Linked DNA regions of Homo sapiens: region 2 is linked to region 1. A link is a contact called in ENCODE Hi-C data. All regions are on one chromosome and are shown on one strand. Each heading gives the region's core, a stretch centred on a gene start or an enhancer-like site at or near the end of the contact. The rest is flanking DNA. Distances are from core to core; before and after follow the strand shown.

Region 1 (5,977 bases), core at 3,032-5,531:
CTTGAATGCCTCATTGTACAAAGATGGTCTTTAGAGAATCCTAAGCCTCACTTATCCATCCATCCATTTAAGAAATATTACTGAGCATCTCCTATGTGTTCCTTAGCACTTTCTCTGACATTATCTGCTTCATTTAGACTTCTTACCCCCACCCAGCTGGGTCCTAGAATGTAAGCTCCTTGAGGGTAGTGAGCTTCCTGTCCTTATTGCTATGTCTTTAGCACTTAGACCAGAGCTTTAGGAACGGGGAGAAGTCCTCAAAATGCGATAGATTGAATTTTCTGCCAGCTAGTATTGTCTGACTTGCCAATGGCTCCAAATTGTTCCCTGTATTAAAACCCACTGGTGGCTGGGGGAGGTGGCTCTTGTGTTGGGCTTGAGATCTTCACCTGTCAAGGACCACTTGCTCATCTACTGATCAGCCTCTGCTGTTATTCCAGACCATGTCCCATGGCCACCTTGCATCTTTCCCCATCTCATTTGATGAGAGCTGATATACAAACTCCGGAGTTTTTCCATATTTTCTAAAAGTTCAGTTTTTTAAGTGTAGTGTTTGGTATTCCTTTGTTTTGGCCATTTCTGTTCTCATTGTATTTCATACAATTCAAAAAATGCTGGAGGTTAAAAGTGCAACTTTCCTCCAGTAGGAAAATGTTTAATGCCTTTGGCAAAACTGTTTTTTCTCTGTGCTGCTGAGATAGGATGGGTCTCATAAATCTCCCAGAGTTCAGGCTAGAGAAGAGTAACTCCTAGACTACAGACTGCCTGCAAGAATTGCCCCAGCTTCCTGGAGCGTCCTTTATTCTGCATTTGCTTCTTGAGTCCCTATTCTGAAATCTACTTTCTGTTACAGACGGGAAGAAGCCAAGAGGAAGAAAGATATTTGCATAGAACTCCACAGTTTACAAAGCCTTTTCACATGTTATCTTTTAAAAATCCTTGCCATTAAACTGTGAAATGTGTGCTATCTCCGTTTAGAGATGAGGAAATAGAGGCTTAGAGAGGTTAAATAACACGCTAACAAGGAATGAAAGTGTCATTTCAACCCAAATCTCCCAAATATGAACCTTACATGTTTTTCTACTCCCAAACGATGTCACAAATGAGCCTCTTAAGTTTGCTAGATTTTTGTTTCCTGGTTACTTCTCTGTGGATGTTACGGTTCCCCAAACTTGCCCTCTCCTCTATGTGTTTACTGTCACTTATATTCATCCCTATTCACATCTCAGCTCACACAAGATAGTGGAAGACAGTGGTAAGAGTGGGATCTGGAGTCACACTGCCTGAGTCTAAATCTTGGTCCTGCCATTTACTCTCTGTCAGACCTTGAACGGTTTGTTTTTTTTTTTTTGAGATGGAGTCTAGCTCTGTCGCCCAGCCTGCAGTGCAGTGGCGTGATCTCGGCTCACTGCAACCTCTGCCTCCCGGGTTCAAGTGATTCTCCTGCCTCAGCCTCCCTAGTAGCTGGGACTACAGGCGTGTGCCACCGTGCCCAGCTAATTTTTGTATTTTTAGTAGAGACGGGGTTTCACAATGTTGGCCAGGATGGTCTCAATCTCCTGACCTCATCATCCGCCCACCTCGGCCTCCCAAAGTGCTGGGATTATAGGCGTGAGCCACAGTGCCCAGCTGGATGGTTGTTTAACCTCTTAGTTCTTAGTTATTCCATCTGTATGACGGGATAATTACAATGCTTATTTTCAAGGGCTGGCAAAGAAAGAATACAAATATCTAATTGCTTAAAGAGTATTCCATTTGCTGTGATTCCCTCCCGATTTTGCACATCACCCATTTCCCCTGTTTCTCAAAAATCGCCTTTTGATCATCGTGGGAATTCCAACCAACCACCCCTACCAGAGAGAGGAAAATGAAAGGAGAAAAAAGAGAGGAGAAAAAAGGGAAAATCATGGAGCAAATGGGTAGAAGTGTCAGATGTAGAGAAAACGTTAAGACAGCCAGCTGAATTGAAAGAAGAAGGAATATTAAAATAAATGTACAAATGTTGTTCTGTGGAAGGTTGAGGAGAAGAGAGGAGAGAAATAGCTAAAAATGGCACTGCCTGTCCTGGCAGACATGTCCTGGCTCAGAAGGATCTGCTGTGAATCCAGGAACTAGCAGAGGAGCGTGGAACCCAACTCAGCAACTCTGCGGGAGCAGAGGAAATGATGAGAAGAGCTGGCTTGGGCAGGAAGGAGGAAGGATGACAGGAATTGTCTCTGTAGAAATCCAAGTGGCAGTTGGGATGTATTTGCGTTTTAAGAAATTATTTTTTTTTTAAAAAAAAGGACAACAAGCTTTTTATACACTCTTTTGCTTAGCAACAAGAGCCACCAAAGGCATGTGTTCAGTCAAAATGTCAGTTGCTCAGCTCATTAAAATATTAAGTGAAACACTGACGACAATTACACAGCATTGAGCCTTTTTGTCTGCCAAAGCGTGCCTTCCAATGCACAACAAAGTGGGTCAAAAGTTTGTTTTGTTATTTTATCATTTCTTTTTATCTTAGATTTTTGATGGAGTTTCTTTTCAGTAGGTGAAATGGTTGCCAAGTTTGGCAGGGATAATTTGAGGACGGGGCACTTCAATAACTCAGACATCTATTTCTGGATGGCCAAGGAAAAGAAAGACTCCCCTGAATTTCTTTCTGTCATAGAAATTCACTCACTCAACAAATATTTTCTAAGCTTCTGCTGTGTGCTAGACCTTGTGCTAGATGTTGGGAATAAAGTTGTGAGCAAGACAAATACATACCATGTTCTCATGATGAGATTCTTGGGTCCTACTCAAATTTGTTTACCTAGACAACAACTCATGTTCAAAATCTCTCTTCCAATCACGTAAAATGAACACCTCCTAAGATTTCCCTTGCCAGGCTCTGCTATGAGAAATGAACATTGATTACCAGGGGATGTGGATAGATTATGAGGTGTCCATAGCAAAGAACAGCTATGAAAGTAATCTCCCTATGGGCCCTTGTACCTGGAATATATAAAAGCATACACTTTGAAATATAAAGCCTTAACCCACAGGACTAAATTCCTGCTCGGGGGATTTCAAGCATACACACACACATTTATTTACGTGGCTCTCCCAGTGGCATACCTGTATTTTGATGGTTATAATGTAAGTAGAGCGAGCATTTATTGAATGTTTACCAAGTACCAAGAATTGTGCTAAGCACTTTTTTTTTTTTTTTTTTTTTGAGACAGAGTCCTGCCTGTTGCCCAAGCTGGAGTGCAGTAGTGTGATCTCAGCTCACTGCAGCCTCTGCCTCCCAGGTTCAAGCAATTCTCTGGCCTCAGCCTCCTGTGTAGCTGGGACTACAGGCATGCACCACCACGCCTGGCTAATTTTGTATTTTTAGTAGAGATGGGGTTTCACCATGTTGGCCAGGATGGTCTCCACCTCCTGACTTCGTGATCCACCTGCCTTGGCCTCCCAAAGTATTGGGATTACAGGCATGAGCCACTGCGCCTGGCTGTGCTAAGCATTTTAAATGAAGAAACTCGTGGCCGGGCTTGGTGGCTCACACCTGTAATCCTAGCACTTTGGGAGGCTGAGGCGGGTGGATTGCCTGAGCTCAGGAGTTCATGACCAGCCTGGGCAACACGGTGAAACCCCGTCTCTACTAAAATAAAAAAACTTAGCTGGGTGTGGTGGTGGGTGCCTGTAATCTCAGTTATCCTGGAGGGTGAGACAGGAGAATCGCTTGAACCTGGGAGGCGGAGGTTGCAGTGAGCCCAGATCACGCCACTGCACTCCAGCCTGGGCGACAGAGTGAGACTCCATCTCAATAAACAAACAAACAAACAAACAAACTCATTTAATCTTTAAATCGTATAAGGTTTGAAGACCTGTAATAGATCTGAGATTTTGCTCTATTTCCAAGCTTCTGGATGCTGGCAGAAGACAGTAGACTTCTGGGTCAGAGGCAAAGGACATTATTACTCATGGCTCAGCCAGCAGCATGAGCATGAGTACATTTGTACAGCTCCCCTGGCCTGAAGTTTCAAGGGGTGCCAGCAAATGGTGGATTGTGCTCTAGGAGAAGAACTCTAAGCTTAAAAAACCTGAATCTTTTATAATGGGCAGTAAGCAGACTGCCCTTTGCTCTGGAGGGAGACATTATTTCTATATTTCTTTTTTTTTTTTTTTTTGAGACGGAGTGTCGCTCTGTTGCCCAGGCTGGAGTGCAGGGGTGCGATCTCGGCTTACTCCAAGCTCCGCCCCCTGGGTTCAAGCGAGTCTCAGGCCTCAGCCTCCCGGGTAGCTGGGATTACAGGCGCACGGCACCATGCCTGGCTAATTTACAGGGTTTCGCCTTGTTGGCCAGACTGGTCTCAAACTCCTGACCTCAGGTCATCCGCCGGCCTCGGCCTCCCAAAGTGCGGGGATTACAGGCGTGAGCCACTTCACCTACCTACAGCTTTCATTTTCAAAACTTCCTTCAATTATGCAATCTGCAGTTACTCAACTTTTTGGTAAACCATACAAGAAGTGCAAAAATGATATATTCATTTCCCTGAGGAAAATTTTGACAATAATTACACATTTGTTTAACCAAGTCAAAGACACTGAGTTGAAAAACTGCCGATTTTGTTATTTTTTACTAGAACTATAACATAGGCTTAGTATATACCGTCACAATTCTACTTTAAATAAGTAGAATTTACATGTTAGCATGCTGAGCAGTTTTTAGACCACTTTGGGCTCACAAAGAGTGACATGGATTTTTTTTTCTCTTTTTATTACAATTTTTTTTTTTTGAGACATAGTCTTGCTCTGTCGTCTAGGCTGGAGTGCAGTGGCGCGATCTCGGCTCATTGCAAGCTCCACCTCCTGGGTTCACGCCATTCTCCTGCCTCAGCCTCCCGAGTAGCTGGGATACAGGCGCCCGCCACCACGACCAGCTAATTTTTTGTACGTTTTTTTTTAGTAGAGACGGAGTTTCACGGTGTTAGCCAGGATGGTCCTGATCACCTGACCTCGTGATCCGCCCGCCTCGGCCTCCCAAAGTGCTGGGATTACAGGCGTGTGAGCCACCGCGCCCGGCCTTTATTACAATTTTTATTGAGATAATTTTGATATGCAGTTGTAAGAAACAATACAAAAAGGTCCCTTGTACACTTTGCCCAGTATCCTCCAATGCTACCATTTTGCTAAACTATGGTATATTGCAACTAAGATATTGACATCAATACAATCCACTGACATTATTTGTATTTCAACAATTTTACTTTTATTCGTTTGTGTTTGTATTAAGCTCTACACAATTTTATCACCCATGTAGATTCGTGTATCAACCAATACGATCAAGATATTGAACAGTTCTTGCCCTTTTATAACCACACCTACTTTCCTCCGGATCCCCCATCCCAATACGACCCGTGGCAACCACTAATCTGCTGTGTATCTCTGTAAGTTTGTCATTTTATGTAAATGGAATCTATAGCCTGTAATCTTTTGGAATGGGCTTTCTTTTTCACCCAGCAAAATTCCCTGGACATACATCCAACTTGTGTGTATCAATTGTTTCCTCCTTTTGATTACAGAGTAGTATTTCATGGTATGTATGCGCCACAGTTTATTTAACCATTCACCTGTTGAAGGACATTGATGCTGATTACTTTTTTTGCTGTTACAAATACAGCCACTAGGAGCATTCATGTTTTTGTGTGACTGTGTTTTCTTTTCTCTGGCATAAATGTCCAGGAGTGCAATTGCTGGGTTAGATTTTAGTTGCATATTTTCATTAGTGTTTACATGTACTGTAAGTGTGGGAGTATGTGTGAGAAATATCATAAAATTTTATCCCATGTGTAGATTAAAAACTTTTTAAAAATATAATATCAACTTTTATTTTAGATTTAAGGGGTATGTGTGCAGGTTTGTTACATGAGTTTATTACATGACACTGAGGTTTGAGGTATGAAAGACCCCATCACCCAGGATCTTTAACTTCTACTCTTATTACTTC
Region 2 (5,616 bases), core at 2,357-4,856, 240 kb after region 1:
AATAGGGTCTTCTTATATACAAATCAGTTTGCAGATTTGTGTGGAAACATATTGATTAGATTTGTAAGCTATATACTTATAATGGTTTCTATATTAAAAAATAAAATTTGGAGAAATGGTGCAGAAAGGAAGTGGTCAAGAAAAACTAGAGTTTCTCCATATTGGGGCAAGTCTTCTTTGTTCTACAATTTAAGAACCCCAAAGGGTTGAGTTTCCTTCTCTTACACAGGTGACAATGTGGTGGTGCATTGTCTCTTACACAGCAGTTAGAAAGTACATTACATTGGAGTTAGAAAATAAAGCACTCCCTGACTTTTCCATCATGATGCTGTGGCAGGGTGCTCCAGAAATATTAGTTCCATTCCTCTTCCTTCCTTCCATCTTTAATATTTGAACTTAATAATACTGTCTATAAAGGTGCGATGTTATCTATATGTAGTCAGATGAAAGTAATACAATTTATTAAATATAAAATATTTTAAAATATTTTTATAATAGCGCTAATAAGAAGGCATACTAGTCTTTATGATTCACATTCATTATTTAATTTCTTACCAATAGACGTTCCAATGACAAATATTACTGCTACTGCCTTGTTAGTAATTAGGAAACCAAGATTCAAAGGTTTCCTTAAACCTTTAAAGAAATTACTCAAATTATATATATATGAGGTAATAGAACAGATTCTTGAAGCTAGATCTCCTGATTCCAAATCCTATGCATTTTTCAGTATAAGTATACTGTGACGTTACAGCTTTGCAATCAAAAATAACCTGATGATAAAGTAAAATATTCTACCAGTTTTGGTGAAGAGAAAATTATTCAGATCAGTTAGCTCTGGAGTTAAAAAAAAAAAAGGGGGAGGAGAGGTTAGTGTCTATTTACTCTTCATTTGATATTCTATATTTTGGAGGAATGGGAATATAGTCATCTTTTTTCCCCTTTTTTTTTAAAGAAGGATACTAATTTTCTTTATTGAGTCCCAGGATAAAGTAGGATTGCAAAAGCTAATCATTTTTTTTTCATTTATACTCTAAGGCCCTGGTAATAGGTAAGCCGTGATTATATTCCTGAAAATAATATTGTAGCAAAAATGGTGTAATACTGCCAGGTTTGAGAGAAAGCTCTTTTAAGTTGCCATTACTTGGCAAAGTAGTACTATTGTTAAGAAAATAAAAATCTAGTTTTCTGATTTCTTATAGTCTTTCTTATATAAATGACAAATATTTTGGCTGAACTGATACACTGATGTGGTTAATTTGATTAAATGATATATTTATCTGATTATCTAACAAACTGAATAATATAGGCTAGCCAAAACCTTTCACATCTCACATGAGGAAACAGAAAATTGAGAGACACTAAGTGATTTGCTCAAGATCATGTACAGATTATATTACAGATTCCTGACTAGAACTCACTACTGCTGATTGTAAGCCCAAGTTCCTTTCCAATACATTACCTTCCTTGATTTTATCAGAATATTATTCAGTCAAAACCTCTGGCACATACAATCTAAGATTTTAGCACACCCTCTGATGGAACATCCTTCAACAGGTGAAACATTTAAGAACAGACAGGCCCAGTATTATAAACATGATTGCAAAGAGAAGTCCTAAGCTGACAGAAAGAGAAAATAATAAATGGTACCTTTTTCATCTCTAAACTCTCTAATTCCGAGAAAACACCCTAAAGCCTTTGCCTTGGTAAAAAATATTTGAAATGCCAAATCCAGTTATCAATTCATCTCTATGTGTGTCGGGAAGGATTACCACAGTTAAGTATATTCTAATCCTGTTTATACCCAGCATTACTCCTGATGTTCCAGTAAGAGTGCCTATTTTTATTTTTATTTTTGAAGTGACACTAACCTGAGAAGAAATAAAAAAACAGTATGTTTAAGCCATTCTTCAAAGCTCATCTCTATGAAGCTATTTGGATGGTAAAAAAAAAAAAACAAAACTCAGCAAGCTGCAGCTAAATTACATAGTCTCACCCTCACATTCTCTGAATACAAATAACAAACGAACGTGATATACTTACAGAGTTTGATAATCAAACTTGTAATTCTGCTTATTTTATGCTGTTCTGCCCTAGAATTGAAAATATAGACAACTAGTCACAGAGGGACACTTTTAATATTATTGTTTTCACATCTTCACATGACAGCAAGGGAGATCTCCTTGTATGGTATGGTGAATACAACATGGAATTTTTACATGACCAACTCATATACTCATTAAAGGTACTGAGATATCCATAAAGGTTTGAAGTGTTTGATAATGTCTGTTGAGTAAGTAAACTTGTTGTCTCAAGTCAGGTAGTACGCTGTTGGTTCTACTATAGATGATGCTTCATTTTAAATATCTTTAAAGGGCACACAGTAACTCTTTTCTAGGGTGTGTTTTGCCTCCAAATAATTATTAATAACACCCCTTACACTCACAAAGTGTTCAACATCATTAAATAGAAAACAATGACTAAGGTCTTAAAGAATGTTGAGCTATTTTTCATGACTTTAACCACATACTCACACTGTGAAACAACAAAATTAACATTTTCCAAATCTCGTATGTTTTTAGTTCCTGATTATTCCTGTGATTCAAACCACTTTAGTTTTCAGTTTTAGATTATTCTGTTTTACATTCAATTACCAATTTAGGAAGTTCATAATTGACTTGAGATCTACCATCTCTTGACTTGCCATAAAACCACCTGTATTAAGTATGAGGAAGTTTGAGATAATTACACAGGAAATTATGAAGTATTGGTTATTGTGCTTAGACCATTTAAAAAGCACGAAAGATCTTTAAGATCTCACATAGACAGAATTCTATACATATCTCTAATAAAGATCAGTTACAATTTAGTATTCAACTTTTGTAAGAAATTTTGTTTTTTTATAGCCATCAACCAGAAGACACAAAATATAATTACATTAAAGTAGTAAAAAATTAGCATGACATAAATACTCAGACCTCAAGGGTCAAAAAGCTAAATCGAGTCTTATAATTTTGTAGTGGTTATTCTGTTATTCTTGTTTTGGGTAATTGTATTGCTGGAACACTAAGGTTTTAACATCTGTGCACTTTGGATCACCTTAAGCCAGCTGGTTCCTTTCAAAACTGCTCATCTTTTGTTCTTCCTATGTTCTGACCTGGGCCCCTAGCCTTAAGACAGCAGTGTGCTTTCTGCAGCCAGGATATCCTCTTCAAGACTGTCAGACAATCTCAAATGATTGATGTGCTAGTCTGGTGCTCTGGTATTTTTCCCTTTAGTAAGACTCCAGTAAATCTACAGCTCATTCTATAAGAATGCTAATTAGATCACTTTTACTAACTTCATGCATGTTTTTCTTGTTCTCCTGTATCTTTGGAAGTGAGCTTAAAGTTTATAATACAGTGTGTTTCTAAACTGTTTTTTATAATATTACATAGAAATAAAATACATTTCCCACCAAGGGAAATAATTCAAGTGATGCACTCAATTGGCTCTTTTCTTTCTAGAACTGCACCATGCATCCTCACTATGCTTACTCTTATTGGGAGCCTGCTCTACCCTCTCTGAGGTCATGCCCCTTATTGAGTCATGGTGTTCTATCATTCAAAGCCAAAGCAGGGCAGAGTCAGGCTCTGTTAGGCTATCAGGCTTGTGTCTTTGCTGCAGAGCTGTTTTCACATAAAGACAGACCTCTATCAACCTCAGGGCATTAATTCTAAACCTATTGCCTTAACACAAATTGTACCACGTCTCTCAACCTGTTGATTTTGGCTTTGAATTTCATGATTGATTGCCCTTTTGGGGCCTTACATAACCTCCCATTCTGAGGCTAAGAATTGACTTTCTGGCTTCAAACTTTTGCTTTCATTCTTGACCATATTTGGACTTTATCTCCAAATAGGTTACCTCCCTCAGTAAAGTTCAGGTCACTATGGTTTCCAGAACCTGTAATTACCTCAGCAGAGCTCTCTGCAGAGAACACACCCAACATGTTCAGTCTGATTCCAGAAGTCAGGCTCAGACTGAGAAAAGTCAGGAAGCAAAAAGACTGGGTGGATGTTGTCACGTGGCCCTTAAGAACAAAGGCAGTTTCAGAGCGAGGTGGCCGAGAGGAAAGAGAGCATTTCAGGGATAAAGAAAAGTAGATAGGAAAGTCTGGGCAACTTTAGGGCTTTTATAGTATGACTGTGCACAGTACAATCACAAAAATATGTTTAGTTCAAGTCATTTAAAAAGCTGTAATCTAGTATATTTACATTAAATTGTTTCCTTATTAGTGGCAAGAGAAAAACTGATAACCACACAGTAGAGAAACTGGGCACTACTCTGACTAGGTCATCAAAATTAACATCCCCGTTGAGGGCAGATGGATATAGTGTGCCTCCTGATGTGACACCCTGAGAAGAGCACATCATCTCTCACTCTGTATTGGGCACAGAACATGTCACCTCAATCTACCCACAAAGAAACATCATGTAAAACCAAAACAAAGAATTCTCTATTATTAAAGATGGAATTACAGTTTTCAAAAATTTGAATGCTATAAAAGCAAAACAAAGCTTTATAGAAATGCTCCAGATTAAAGGTGACTGAAGAGACTAAATGTAATACCTGATCCTAGGTTGAGTCCTAAAAACAGTCCCGACCCTGTTTTTCCTGAGGAAAAACAACAGTATAAAGGATATCGTTGGGTTAACTAACAAAATTGAAATACAGATGAAGGATTAGAAAAATGCATCAATTTTAACTTTACTTGTATATAAAACAATATTTTTATTTTTAGGAAATTTTTATTTTTAGGTATTGTAGTATATAGGAGTAAAGGACCATGCTACTACTTTTCAAAAGGTTCAGAAAAAATGTGTTGTGCATGTGTATACACATATACATATATGCATATCTTATGTGTGTGTATATATATGCATATATACAAACACACACACACATATATTCAGAGAGATAAAAGAGAATGAGTGAGCACAGTTATCTGGTAATGCAGATGGAGCAAATGTCAGCAACAGGTGAATGATGGTACAAAATATATAGATATGTGAACATTCTAGTATCATTCTTATTCATGCTACTTTTCCGCATGTCTGAAATAACTGCACAATTAACCTCTGAGGAAATAAAAACTTCTGGTCAGCCATGGTGGCTCACACCTGTAATCCCAGCAATTTGGGAGGCTGAGGTGGGAGGATTGCTTGAGGCCAGGAGTTCAAAACCAGACTGGGCAACATGGTGAAACCTCTCTACAAAAAATATAAAAATTAGCTGGATGTGGTGGCGTGCGCCTGTAGTCCCTGCTACTCAGGAAGGTGAGGTGGGAGAATCACCTGAGCCCAGGAGGTTGAGGCTGCAGTCAGCTATGATCCTGTCACTGCATAAATAAATAAATAAATAAATAAAACCTCTAGAATGTCAAAAGCTTCTATGATTTACCACAAAAAAGTATGTGAGGTGATGGATATGTTAATTGGCTTGATTTAATCATTCCACAATGTAAATGTATAGCAAAATATCACATTGTATCTCATAAATGTATACAATTTTTATTTCCAACCAAAAATAAAATAAAGTAACCCTCCCAAAACAAGCAAAACAAAACAATTGTCA

Evidence for each region. A loop is a pair of places that touch in the nucleus more often than their neighbours do. Pooled maps may share reads with other maps.
Region 2: a map of Calu3 shows a loop between it and region 1 (4-fold over the local background). The contact joins two enhancer-like sites. A Hi-C loop is called at or near these places in 1 of 168 maps with a recorded cell type or tissue (Calu3), 4 of 37 single-sample maps with no recorded cell type and 4 of 50 pooled maps.

The regions. Positions count from the first base shown.
Region 1 is chr15:35,066,935-35,072,911 of GRCh38, forward strand. No RefSeq gene overlaps it. Among named protein-coding and RNA genes, the nearest start is that of NANOGP8, 15 kb to the right of the region's middle. Within about 2 kb of position 4,282, at least 2 of the 41 ENCODE cell types and tissues checked have a DNase peak (open chromatin) inside an H3K27ac peak, as active enhancers do.
Region 2 is chr15:35,302,850-35,308,465 of GRCh38, forward strand. It overlaps a transcript of DPH6 not described here. Among named protein-coding and RNA genes, the nearest start is that of MIR3942, 67 kb to the right of the region's middle. Within about 2 kb of position 3,607, at least 10 of the 41 ENCODE cell types and tissues checked have a DNase peak (open chromatin) inside an H3K27ac peak, as active enhancers do.